Regions from separate parts of the Homo sapiens genome. Here region 2 is linked to region 1. A link is an interaction called in ENCODE POLR2A ChIA-PET data of the cell type or tissue named here. Cell type or tissue: OCI-LY7. All regions are shown on one strand. Links, peaks and the distances in the headings refer to the core of each region. The heading gives the core; the rest is flanking DNA. Region 1 overlaps LINC02794 (long intergenic non-protein coding RNA 2794). Region 2 overlaps SLC5A9 (solute carrier family 5 member 9).

Region 1 (11,666 bases), core at 5,157-7,656:
GGTCAAAATATTTGCAGAGCATATATTTGGCAAAGGACTTGTATTCAAAATCTATAACGAACTCTCAAATTCAATAAAAAGAAAACAAGCAATCCAATAAAAAAAATAGACAAAATATTTGAAGAGACATTTTACCAAAGAATATATATGCATGGCAAATAAGCGCATGAAAAGGTGCTCATCATCCTTAGCAATTTTAAAACCACAAAACCACTACACACCTATTAAGATGGCTATAATCTAAAAGACTGATCATGCCAAGTGTTGGCGAGGATCTCAACTTGATACTCTTCTAATGGGAATGTAAAATGATGGAACCACTTCAGAAAAAATAGTTTGGCGGTCTCAAAATCTACAGCTACCATATGATCTAACCATTCCAACTAAAAATACATGAGCACATATGTTCATACAAGACTTGTACATGAATGCGGATAACAGCTTTATTTGTAATAGCCCCAAACTGAAAACAACTCAAAGGTCCATCAACAGGTGAGTGGATAAATACATGAGTGTATTTACATACCATGGAATGCTACTCTGCAGTAAAAAGGAATGAAGAAACCATACAGCAGCAATATGAGTAAATCTCAAATTATTGATACTAAGTGAGAGAAGTCAGGCAGAAAAGAGTGTGTACTGTATGATTCTATTTATATGAAACTCCAGAAAATGCAAACTAATCTATAACAACAGAAAACAGATCAATGGTTGCCTGGGAAGGGTGGGTGGGGGATGAGATGAGGGAGTAATCACAAAGGGGCAAACTTTTACCAAATAAAAGTGAGGATGATGGGTCTATTCACTATCTTCATTGTGGTGAGGGCTTTAGATGTGTATATACATGTCAATACTTGTAAAACTGCACACTTTGAATATGTGTAATATGTCTATTATACCTCAATAAGGTTGTTTTTTAAAAAAGAAGCAACAGCAAATCTCAATCTCTGGTTCATGTGTACCCTCAAATTCCAGTGAATTTTGGAGAGGCTAAGCTCTTCTTAGAACTTTCCCTCTAAGTTCCACTGTGCCCTAATAGGGATGGGCCTGCAAATTCTGAACATCAGCAAACTTCTAACCAGGAAATGAACCTCTCCCTGTCCCCACTTCCTGTAGGTGCTCCCAATCTCTACAGAGCTCTCTCTTGGAACCACCTCCCCGACTTAGATTAAGTTAGGAGAGAAGTAGGGGGATGGGCATGAGAAGGGAGTATCCCCTCTACAAACATTGCGCTTTCTGAAATGACTATAACAAATTTCTGTCCCTCTCCTGACCTATCTTCTTGTGCAGACTGGTGGGGGGCAGTGAGTGGGTGGTTCTTCAAAGCTTCGGTGAAGATTAGGCATACCTGGGATGTTTATTTGCCTCCAAAGGTGATTTCTGACCCTGATTGTTAGCAGCTGCAGGGCAACCTCCTGCTCAGATAGAAAACTCAGGAGAACAACCTCCTGCTCAGATAGAAAACTCAGGAGAACAACCACCTGCTCAGATAGAAAACTCAGGAGAAAGGGAGTCTTGCTGACTGGCTCAGGCTTTGCGAGAGGAGGAGGCTTTCTAAGTGGGAAGTGGGTAGGGGCAGCCATGGGTCCAGAAAGCTTCAAGCTGCCTATCAAGCTAAGACAGTAAATCTTTAATGACTTCTCTTTGGGGAGAATTAAGAGTTGGGGCAGCCAGATAGGGAAGGCAGCAGTGTTTCGTCTCAGGCTTTCTTCCACCACACTCTTTTTCCCTTTTTTGCTCCTCCTTTCAGCACTCAGTGTTGCTGATGAAGGAAACATAGAAAACTCTTTTATGTCTCATATTTTTCTACTATGAATGTAATTTGTAACATACAATTGTTTACTCTTGACCAAAAGTAATTAAATATTTAAATCATGCACACATCATGTCAATTAGAGTAGGTTTTAATGATGCCTGCCGTATTCTGGAGGTTCTGAGAGAGATGGGAGAAAAACTATCCTTGTAAGGGTCTCATAGGAAACTCTAGAACACGCTTGTACAACCTAAGGCCCATGGGCTGCATGCAGCCCGGAATGGCTTTGAATGCAGCCCGACACAAATTTGTCAACTTTCTTAAAACACTATGAGATTTTTTTTGAGTTTTTCTTTTTTAGCTCATCGGCTACCATGAGTATTTTATATGTATTTTATATTTGGCCCAAGACAATTATTCATTTTCTGATGTGGCCGAGGGAAGTGAAAAGATTTGACAGTTCAGAGAGAAGGTTCTCTCTCTGAACTGTTATCTAGAGTTTATCCTTTACTCTTCATTCCCATAAACTGACCTCTCACTTCTAACCTGGCATGAAATTCTCTGCCTCGTCTTTGAGGCTCTTGAGCAAGCCTTGCAAGGATGTCCGAGACGCTGACACCCAGCCCAGTTGTGGTTAATGTGAAACTTTACAAGCAGATCTGCCAGTGAGCATTCTCCTGGCCTTCCAACCTTGCCCAAATGGGCTACATCAATCATTGCTCTGACTGCCTTCTGAGGAAGTCAGGATAAGGGTCTAGTTATTTATGACAACCTCCTGAAGGTTTCTCTCTGCAAACTGGTTCCCTAGGAGAGGAGGTGGTCATTAAACCACCCACCTCCACTGTGCCCTTCCCTTACAAACAAGATCTTATTCTTTAAGTGCGTACTGATGCCAAGAAAGAGATTAGTTTGGTGGGGGAGAGGGAAATTCAAGCAACAGAGAAACTTACAGTGGATCTTAGAGCTACAGAAAAATCACCTTGCCCACTCTCTAACAAGAGCCCTAAGATCCAGGGAAGGAATGTGTCCTAGCCTACATATGCCATTCAGAGGCAGGACTGGAACTAGAAGTCAAGTGCCCCTCTACCCCTCAGTCAAGGATTCTTTTCTGTAGCCATTTTTATTTTCAGAGAAAATTTCTGAGTAACTGCAAGATGTCTCAGAATCCTGCAAACATATTCATTTTTCTTTCTTTGAGAACTGAGTTTCATGATCAGGATGAAACTTCCTTTTCTGGAATGGGGTACCTCAGAGTCTTATTTTGGTTGGAAGAAGGAGGGATCACCTTTAAGAATGCAGATAGAGCAACAGAGCAGGAGAAACCCTCCCAACAATCCCTGGGAGGTCATTTGTATTAACTCTGTGTTGTAGATTAGCAAAGGGAAGACCAAAGAGTTAAAGCAGTTTGCCCTACTCAGTATTTTAATCCATGGGTGATTAAATTTGAATGATTTAAGAAATAAAAGAGAATAGAGATGGAGGCCAAAACAGCACCTTTACAGGTTATAGTTGGAGACAAATGGGTCTTATGGCAGAGAGTGGTTAGACGCTCAGCAAACCTGCTTCCTCTTCTTGCTGGCCATCATTAGACCACAGTTCCCAGCCTTGTTCCTTGTATGTGGTCATGTGACTTAGTTCTGGCCAGTAGAATGTGGGCAAAAGTGTTACACATCACTTACCAGTAAGATCCATAAAATTCTCTGACATATAATTCTCCATTCGCCCTCTTTTTCTTCATCTGCTGGTTGAATGATCCAAGAAGGCCCTAGAACAAGATTTTTCAACTTCAGCACTACTGGCATTTAGGCCAGATAATTCTTTATTAGAGATTGTCCTGTATACTGTAGGATATTTAGCAGCATCTCTGGTGTCTACCTACTAGATGCCAGTAGCATTCCCCACTCTCCAGTTGTGACAACCAAAATGTTTCTAGACGTTTCCAAATGCCCCATCTGTGGCAAGATCATCCCTGGTTGAGAACCACTGTTCTAGAAGATGCCAGAGCCACACAATGGAGGGAACTTGGGTCCTGAATGACTGCATGAAGCAGAGCACCCTTTTCACATCTTCCAGTGACATGAGCAAGAAATTAACTTTTAGGCTGGGCATGGTGGTTCATGCCTGTAATCCCAGCATTTTGAGAGGCCAAAATGGGCAGATAGATCACTTGAGCCCAGAAGTTTGAAACCAGCGTGGGCAACATGGTAAAACTCCATCTCTACAAAAAAATACAAAAAATTAACCTGGTGTGGTGGCATGTGCCTATGCTTCCAGCTACTTGGGACGCTGAGGTGGGAGGATCACATGAACCCAAGAGCTCTAGGGTGCAGTAAGCTTGATTCTGCTACTACACTCCAGCCTGGTGACAGGGTAAACACTGTCTCAAAAAAAAAAAAAAAAAAAAGAAAAGAAAAGAAAAAAAAAGAAATTAACTTTTACCGCAGTTTGGGAGATGTTGGTTCAAAAGGTATCCTGAATGACATAGTACAGCTAAATCATCCCCCTAAGTAGGCAGACTTTCCCAACCAAGCACAGCAGCACTATATGAGGCCATCCTTGGCTATCAGGACAAGACCCAAGAGCAAGAGCAGAAAGTGTGCTTCTTGTAGACAGACAGCCCTCAAGATAAAGAAAGTAGCAGAACTGTGCTTTACATGCCCTAAAGTTCTTCCCAAATTCACCAATCAGATGTCACTTCTCATCTACAGGGGCAGAGAAATCTGAAATGTGCATAGTGAAAAAGCCTTCTTCTCAGAAACTCCCTCTTCATGAAACCAGGAGGCTCTGTTCCAGGGGACCCTAGAGCCTGCTGTCTTTCCCCTACACCAGAAGATCTGACTCAGTACAGAAAATGACCTGTATTCTGCTCAGTATGAAATATGGCCTGTGTTCTCATTTTCTCATTAAATGCTTTATCTTATTTTGTTATCGAAGTCAAGGCTCAGTCTTCAGCCAAGGCCGAGGGTCCGTCTGTGACTAGACTGAAGCCTCACTTTGGGACTAGCCAGTTCAGCCCATCAAGGACAGGAGTTGGTCTGTGACAGGAAAACAGAACTGGGCTGGAGAAGGGTAAAATTCACAGCCTCATCCTGAATTAACTCATGAATTTTGCCCAGCGCTCCCATCACACAATCCATTTCCTTTCTTCATTGTCCTTTATTTTTCTAAACAGGCCAGTGATACACTAACTGCTTCCCATAAAGCTGTCAAGAGAATGCAATGAGTGATCTCAGTCCAGGAGGAGCAGACCAGTGAAAAGGAAATAACTGGCTGGAAGCCAAGCAACACGGACCCACATCCAGATCTGATCTGTCACTAACTGATTATTCCAAACTGGACATACTACTTTCCTTCTCTGGACCTCCGTTCCCTCTGCATAAGGTAGGAATATTAAGTGGGGCATCTCTTTTAATTTTATTTTAATTGCACTAAGAAGTATTAAATCAAGATCCTGTCTTACATCTATCATTAATGGTAACCACGTGCTGCTGCTTTTCCCTCCCTCATTGCTCCTCAGGTCCAGCTCAACTTTGGATGTTGTGAAACTCATAAAGCTGCAATAGCCCACAGTAGGTCTTCTTTATCCCAGACTGTCTCCAAACCCCAGCCTATTTCACTGGGAAAAAGACTAGATACATTACTAGGACCCTTAAGTTATATTATCCTAGAATTCTAGGATTCTAAGATTCTAATCTACATCTTTACTAGTCTAGATTCTAGTCTAAATATCTGGTAGCCTAAAAGGCTTTGAGTCTGAATTCTTTTTTTTTTTTTTTTTTTTTTTTTTTTTTTTTTTTTTTTTGAGACAAGGTCTTGCTCTGTTGCCCAGGCTGGAGTGCAGTGACATGATCATAGCTCACTCCAGCCTCAAACTCCTAGGCTTAAGTGATCCTCCCACCTCAGCCACCAAGTAGCTGCAACTAGAAGCTTGTGCCACCATGCCCGTCTATTTTTTTAGACGGCTAGCACAGGCTGGCCTCAAACTCCTGGGCTCAAGCAATCCACCTCCCTCAGCCTCCCAAAGTGCTGGGATTACAGGCATGAGTCCATTCATGGCTCTTTGAGTCTTAATTCTAAAGCCCTAAAAGTCCAGACTTCTAACTAACTTGAGTTAAATGAGGTTACATAATAGTAATAGCTCAAATTTTCACTGGCTCCTGCCCCCAGGGTTCCCAAATTCCTCATAGGTATCTTTCACGTCCTTATGAACACATTTGGTCAGTGAGAATGCAGCACCTTCTGTTCCTCTCTGCAGCTTCCACCTTTCCCCACTCTTCAGCCAGGTCTACCTGCCTATTGCCAATCATTACCTGGCCATTTCCCACCCCTACCTCCACCACACACACACCAGTTAGCTACATCTGTTTAGCCTCATCTAAACCTAATGGAGGACAGAGGCCTAGACTCAAACTAAGCTCCTCACTTCTGAAATTCTTATCATTTGATATTTCAGTGCCCCCTATTTCTGTTTCAGATAGTTTAGAATTCCAAGTTTCTCACAATTTATAATCTGACTATCCTTGGACATTAATAATCTCAGCTTGAAAGATGTTTAGATTCTAAAACACCAGGCTTCTAATTCAGTGGGAGATGCCAGAGTATCTCCTACTCCCTCTCAGAGGCTCTGGAATCAAGGAAGTCAGAGAGGCCTTAGCCAGCTCTGAGAGAGCCTATGAGAGGGAGTAATAGGTCTAAGGTGGGAACAACACCACATGGAAAGAGTGCTGTGGACTCAGGGTGGAAGGAAGAGCAATCAAGCTTCTCTGTAGAATGCCCAGAGTGGTCACACCCCAGCAGGCTTCCCAGGCCCTTGGCAAGCAGTGAGCACCAACTTAACAACCTCCAATCAAGTGTGTTATTTATTTTACAAGTGACTATAAATATCAAAATAAAACTGAGAGTTTATGTACATGAGCTGGCCCCAGAGCTATTAAACTGCTAGTGGCTGTACATTTAGGAAGTTCTCCTCCCAGGGCTAAGGGTGGGACTGCCTGGCCTTTTGCAAACTTGGTCCTAGCAAGTCCTAGCAACTCTGAACCTGGTCTCCCACGGTTCAGAGTTTCGGAGGTCTGATTCTTCCCAGCTTGGCTGCAGACCCCTCTAGCTCTGGTGAGTGGTGGATACATGGAGTAGGTTTCAGAACAGTGGAAGTGATTTAGGCGTGTGTTGGGAAACTGGGGCCTCGTTCAAATGTCTGATTTCATAAGAAGCCCAGAAGGCTGGCAGAAATTCTTGGCCCAACGTATCCCAGAGCCAGGAGCATCATCTGCAGCCAGAAGCAAGGAAGTCTCAGCTTGGAGGAAATTGAGGGCAGAAAGAGAATTTTCTCTGTCGTAGCAGGGCTGGGCCTTCAACAGAAATGGCTCCAATATACTCCCTGTTGCTATGGAGAAGTTTTGACACATACCTCTATCAGCCAATCAGCTCCTCTGTGTGTCAGTCAATATGGGGGTCAGCCAGGTCTGTCATTCATGATCATTATCAATAAAGCATTATCACGGAGACAAAGCCAGCCCTTAGCCTGGTCTTCAAATCTTTTACATCTTGACCTCAAGCCCTTTCCAGTCTCACGTTCTGCCCCTCTCCATTGTAAACCCCACTTGTTCCCCCCAAATCCTGCTTTGCACCAGCATGTCTCAGCCTGCACTCTCTGTTCCCTCCCTCTTCTGGTGGTCATTTACTCAACTCAGAGGCAGATGAAATATTTCCTCCTCTTCTGTGAATCCTATTCTAACTCCCCAGGTGCTGGGGTCATGCTTCTCTTTAGTACTTAAAGAACTACTTTGTAATGTTCCATTTAAATGTCAGCCTCCCTATTAGACTGCACCATTTCTCATATCTGCATTCCCAGCCCCTAGCACAGGGCCTGGAACGGTATTTTATTTGGATATTTGCAGACATGGAGGAGTAGGAAGTGTGGTTAAAGCACATCAGAATAAAATGGAAGAATCTGTTTCGATTCAGTGAAAACAAGGTGACCTCTGAAAGGATAGCAGGAGAAAGGCCAGAGTGAGACATGAGGACAGCTTGTGCTGGGCTTTAACCCGAGAGAGATGTCTGGCCTTTGTGCTGCTGCTCCTCTCTTTACCAATGGGATGATCACAGGCAGATTACTTAACCTCATCTGTAAAACGATGGTGGCTATGAGGATTAACTGAGTTAATGCATGTAAAATACTAGGACAGTGCCTGGCACATAATAAGCATTAGAAAGATATGAACTTTTATAGTAGTAATTGAACTGCTGGAAAGGGTAGTGTTGGTAGTAGTGACACCATTGTGTAGGTTATGAGGAAAACAAAGCCTTGCTAGCCAGGCTGAAATAGGCAATAGAGGTTGGCTTCTAGTGGAAATTGAGGCTTCCCCATTTTTACCAAGGTTACTCATGCTGTGACCCACATGGATAAAGGTCAAGGGCACTGCTGAGCCCACGATGAGGGGAGAGTTCTCAGTGTTCTGAAGTAACACTCAGGCTGTCTGTCATGTAACATAGTATGTTTTGGATTTAATTCCTCTTAGGTCCCAGTCCTGAGTCTCTCTGTCTTTCTCTATATCTGTGTCTGTCTGTCTGTCTTTCTGACTATCTGTCTCTCTCTCAACTTGAGTGGAAATGCTTTCTTTCCCTTCGCTTTCCTTTTCTTAGGTTTTTCTGTTTCATAATTCTCTACCCTTCTCTTCTACCTTAAAGACATGACTGACAGCATAATGTAGTATAAAGAACATCAGATGGGGAGTCAGAAGAGCTGGGTTCCAGCCCTAACATCTGGTGGAATCCTGGCCAAGTGTCTTCCCTCTCTGAACCTAAGCGTCTTCCTGTCAACAAAGAAGACCTCAAGTTGCATGTTGTTCAAAAGCCCTTTCTGATTCCGAATGTCTGTATGTCTCTGTAGCAATGTTCTCATATTGAAATTTCTCTGTGCCTATGGAAATCATATGGAGAATTTGGTTTCATTCATTATTCAGCCAACGTTGATTGAGCACAGATAATATGTCAGGCATTCTACTGGGTGATGGGGATCCTGGGGTGAACAAGCCAGACAAAGTCCCTGCCTAGAAGGAGCTTACATTCAAGAGTCTTGAGGAACACTAGATGATAAATGCATTACTTCACAATCACAGCTGAAGATAAGAGGAATTGATGTGTACTGCACACCTCCCATGGCAGGTGGTATGCTAGACACAGTGGCCTGGGTCATCCCAGTTGATCCTCACAATCACCTTAAGAGTTATTGTCATGCCCATTAAAGACTAAAATGAGGCTAAGAGACATTCGGTAGCTTAGTCAATGTCACCCAGCTAGGTGTGATGGAGATGAGTCCAATAGCACACCTGGTGTCCTTTTCTCATGAGCACACTCTCTGTTCTCTCTGGATTCTGCATTCTGAGGTCTGGGCACACCAGGAGAGCAAATCTCAGAGCCCCACTTCTCAGGAAATACCCCAAGGCACTTTCTCTGGCCCTTGCTGGAACATCTACGCTTCAGACCACCATAGCTCACTCCCTCTGTCCCAACGTCTCAGCAGGGAGAGCTGTGAGATTTGTAGTTGGATTCTGCCCTCCTGGCCCATATCCCTATAAAATAGCAAGCAGAGAAAAGAGGGCGGAACACAATTTAAAAAAATAAACACTGACGCAGATAAGAAATGACTGGGGAGTCTTGGGGATTTATGCCTCATGAAGTGAGATGGCAAAGGAGGCCAGACAGGGAGCAGACAGCCCTGACGCCTCTGCCTCATGGATAATTTATCCCAGAAAGTAGAAGCCTCTGTTTGCAACTCACACAGGCCAGAGTGGTTTTCTGGGTCTTCCTAGCCCACTGTCTGAGGAGACCCAGGCTGAGTCAGAAGTTTTGTTTTCCCAGACTAAACCCACATGTGTGATACTTTTTTATGTCTTTCTACTTCGATGATTTGTTGGAGGTTCATCTTACACTCCCAGTGAGGCTGACAGGACGGAGACCCTTATCCCTGTTGGTCAGGTGAGAAAGTTGAAGCTAACAGACCCTTACCCAGGCATGCCCAGGGAATTGGGAGTATGAGCCATGGTTGGTTGACATTACAGCTCCCATAGGTACGCATTTCCCTCCTTCTCATTCTCCTTCCCCAACTCTAACCCACCCTTAAATTAACTCTGTTTAGCTAATGAATTAATTCAACTACCCTTTATGGAGTAATAATATGTACTAAGACTGCTGCAGACACAGAGATGAACAAGATAAAGGCAGATGTTACAAACAAATGAACACTTTTTAAATACATGTTGTTGGTGATTATAAAGATTATGTTAATTGAGGGTCTCTCTCCAACATAATAATCAGCAGAACTGAAAAGCAGAAGAAATTAACTAAAAACCGTAGGGATAAAATGAAAGAGGTAATCAATGCTTGGGTCAAGCACAAGAAAGACTTTATTTGCTGGGTTCTTCAAAAGCAATTCAATGGGCATTGGGAAGGTTCTTGTCCTGGATGATGTCCCAGCAAATGAGTTCATGGATAGGAACATGCTTCAAGATTAATAAGGAGCTGACAGTCACACTCGATTGTGATGTGGATGCTTAACTTGGCTGTGTGGCAGGCCCTCAAGCATTTTTATATCCACCAGCTGCTATAGAGGTAAAGCTCAATCTTCATGTAGGATGAAAAGAATTCAGGTTTTGATCTGATTAACTTGGTTTTTAATCCCCACTAGCTGTATGCTTAGAGCTAGTTGCTTAGCCTCTCCCAATCTGTTTTCTCAACCATGAAATACAGGTAGCAATATCTACCTCAGAGTTTTGCCTTGGAAAAAAAACATAAACTACATTAGTCCACATTTCATGGGAGGCCCCAAGATAATGGACACCACCTCTGCAAGTACAGTGTAGGACCAACCTGTAAGAACTGCAAAAGATTGTATTAAAAACTACTTTTGAGGTTCCTTGCTGATCCTTACTCAACTCTGGCATATAAAAGAGGTGGGAGAGGCCAAGAACAAAGTGGGGGATTAGATAGGGTTTTTCTGGAAAGAGCTGTAAGTACATCGTGTGTCTTTGTCCACTCCCTCCATTAACTCAAGCCCGGGGAAAGTGACTTTAATGGGATAGTTGGAGAACATGATGTTTTCCCTATATTTGGGGGATACTGTAAACTAGAATCTGATTCCCACTGCTAAATGTAAAAGGTTAGATGCCGGCTGACCAGCTGCCCAACAGAAGAATAAAGGGAGGTTGCTGCACTGGGGACAATGTAAATTCTCAGTTTATCAAGGTAGAGAATGCAGATGTGTTTTCTTGAACTAGATCTGGAACACACGACAGAGAGATGGTCTAAGTCTTCCTAAACCCTGTCAGAGGACCATCTAGTGGGATGAAGGACCTCAGCATAAAGAGGCAGGTGGTGCTGGAAGATGCCTAGGGGCTGGGGAAGGAATCTGAAGGAGCCAGCTAGAATCAAAATGCATTTACCCACATCAGGGATCACCTGCATGAGTTGGGGGTGGGGATTTTCCAAAGAACCCACAAATATACCAAATGAAAGAAGAAGTAAGGTTAATGCCTGCCAAGCTCAGAGAGACCCTGTATCTTCAATTCTATACTTGTCCAGTAAAAATTCTCCTGTTCCTCTTCCTTCTTTTTCTCTTCCCATTCCTGACAATAGAGATATATATATATATATATATATATATAAATCCACAATGGTTAGCAAGACATAGACAGAGAAGTAGAAAGAAGAAACAGCCCCTTTCTCACTGCAGGAGATTGAGCCTCTTTCTCACTGCAGGCCAGCAGCAGTTCCAGGTCCAAGCAAGTAGTGAGGGGAAAAAAAATCTTGCTTTTAAAGGAAGTTTGAAGTTTATTACTGCTATTATTGTTAATAGGTTAACAGTAGTGCTATGGTTTAAATGTGTTCCCTGAAAAGCATGTGTTGGAAACTTAAT
Region 2 (2,500 bases), core at 1-2,500, 150 kb before region 1:
CTCTGTCTCCTCCAGACCTTGATTTCCTCATCTGTGAAATGGATTCTCAATTGTGAAATGGATTCTCGATTCACCATGTAGCCTCCCAGGCATCTCTAAGGATCCTCCCAGCACTAATGCCAGAGACAGAGGTGGGTTAGACCCTCAGTATTCTGGAGAAACCAGGCCAGCTTCCTTACGTTCCACTCGAAGCCACCTACGGCAAGGCCTCCGGCAGCCCCTGTCCCAGCCAGGCCGATGAACAAGCCACTGCCCACATTGCTGGACATCAGAGATGCTCCAATCTGCAAGGCACAGTTGGGTCAAGGGTCAGGAGTCAGGAGTGATCTGAATGAATCTGGAGCGAGGACCATGAGTAGTGAGGAGCTGATATTTGTTGGGTACCCACTGTATGCCAGGCACTGCATTCATAAATACATTTAATTCCACAGATATCCGCAGGGAGGGGTATTAGTCATCCCAGGTTACAGAGGAAGGAACTAATGTAAGGAAAGATGAATTCATGGCTCCAGGTCACCCAGTGAGTAAATGGTGAAGTGGGAAAAAAGGGAAAGTGGGAAGGAAGCCTGGAAGTGGGGAGTGTGGACCTCCGCCCTGAGGCCATGGGTCTGAGGGCCTCCAAAGGAAGGAAGCTGAAGGGGATAGGGAAGCCCCACAGGAGGGAAGGAAAGGCCCTCCCACCACCCCAGGGATAGCCAGGCAGAGGGAGGAGCCGAGGGACTGAGCACAGGCCAGGTCGACCTCTGAGTTAGTTCTCCAGGGGCGCAGCCAAGCACTTGGAGGCAGTAGAGAGCAATGATGATGGTGAGCATGATCAGGGCAGTCAGGGCCTGTGCAGCATCTCCAGGAACCAGCTGGCCTTCTGAGTTTGGGGACTCATTTAATCCTCGCCACAACCCTCAGTGCTACTTTTATCCCCATCTTACCCATGAGTGAACTGAGGCACAGATAGGTAACTTGCCCAAGTCTCAGAACTAGTAAGTGACCAAATGAGAATTCAATCCCTGGCTGTCTGGCTCCAGTAACACTACACAAATGGTGCTTGCCACTTAATGAGCACTTGGTCAATATTCTCTCTTATTATTAGATGGGATCTCTGACTGGGAGGGGAGAAGGGGGAGAGGAAGGGGCTCTGGAGCCTGGGAGGAGGCTTAAGGAGACCTCGGGGAGAGGGCTGGGGGCAGCTAGGGGCAGAGCCGTGTTCCTTTTTGTATACTATGTCACCACAGTAAAATCACTTCCTCTATCAACGCCTCAGCTTCTTCACCTATACAATGTGGGACTCACTTCCGCCCAACTTCCTGTTCTTCCGGAGGTGCTGTGAGAGAGAAAGTGAGAGGAGAGGAAAAGCACTGAGAAATTCAGACAAAGGCAGTAAGCAGTGTAAAGGCACAGAATGAGGAACAGGCCTGACATTGCTGAGGCCCTGGTGCTAGCGCCTCTGACATGTGCACATGCACACTCACATGTACACTCACACACACACAGGCACAGTACACACACACTCTCACACATGCACACACAGATGCAATCACACACACAGGCACAGTACACACACACACACTCTGACACACATGCACTCACACCCACACAGGCACAGTACACACACACTCATGCAATTACACACACTCTGACACACACATGCACTCACGCCCACACAGGCACAGTACACACACTCTCTCACACATACACACACACACACTCTGACACACATGCACTCACGCCCACACAGGCACAGTACACACACACTCTCACACATGCAATCACACACAGGCACAGTACACACACACTCTGACACACACATGCACTCACGCCCACACAGGCACAGTACACACACACTCTCACACATACACACACACACTCTGACACACATGCACTCACACACAGGCACAGTACACACACACTCACACATGCACACACACATGCACTCACACACAGGCACAGTACACACACACACGCACACACACTCTGACACACACACTCATGCACTTGCACCGTCGCACACATACACTCACACACATGCACATGTCCTCATATGCCCTCACACGCACAGGTATGCACACACGTGCACATACATTCGCAAAGCACACACACACAAGCACACTCATGCACACACACAGTGCCCACATTCACACATGCATACATACTCACACATGGAAACAAATTCACACAGGCACTCACACACACACTCACTCTTCCTCTCTCAGGCGGTCCCAGGGTGCTGGTAGGGCTGGGCTGAACCACCCAGTCAGAGCAAAGAACACCAAGGCCTCCTACTTCAGGGGAAGAAGCCTCCCCCAGGCAGTTCTTGGAGCAGTGAGGCACCTCCACCCCAACCCAGCCCAGGGTTTTTAACCTCACTTCTCCTGCTCCTAACCCAGGAGACATCAACAAGATCAGCAGGGGAGGCATGGGGAGGAGGACCATGCAGACCTCTCTGGAAGAGGACGGGCGACTGCACCTTCTGCTCTCAGCCTCCCAAGCCCCACACTGTTCATGG

The links. ChIA-PET counts read pairs that join two places held together with the same protein. Peaks named below come from ENCODE experiments on the same cell type or tissue, not always from the same donor. Only the 100,000 strongest peaks of a DNase experiment are listed, where the experiment ranks them.
Region 2: POLR2A ChIA-PET joins it to region 1 with 24 read pairs; 2 of 35 experiments call an interaction of 5 or more read pairs at or near these places.

What each region holds. Positions count from the first base shown.
Region 1 is chr1:48,075,799-48,087,464 of GRCh38, reverse strand. LINC02794 (long intergenic non-protein coding RNA 2794) reads right to left here. Exons shown (of 15, transcript XR_007066073.1): 5 at 3,433-3,518. Among named protein-coding and RNA genes, the nearest start is that of LINC02794, 32 kb to the right of the region's middle. In OCI-LY7, for the core only: no CTCF peak of the experiment used is centred there; no DNase peak of the experiment used is centred there.
Region 2 is chr1:48,226,634-48,229,133 of GRCh38, reverse strand. It overlaps SLC5A9 (solute carrier family 5 member 9), which reads right to left. Exons shown (of 14, transcript NM_001011547.3): 3 at 180-284. Among named protein-coding and RNA genes, the nearest start is that of SLC5A9, 5.2 kb to the right of the region's middle. In OCI-LY7, for the core only: no CTCF peak of the experiment used is centred there; a DNase peak (open chromatin) is centred at 1,283; H3K4me3 peaks cover 378 bases; H3K27ac peaks cover 467 bases.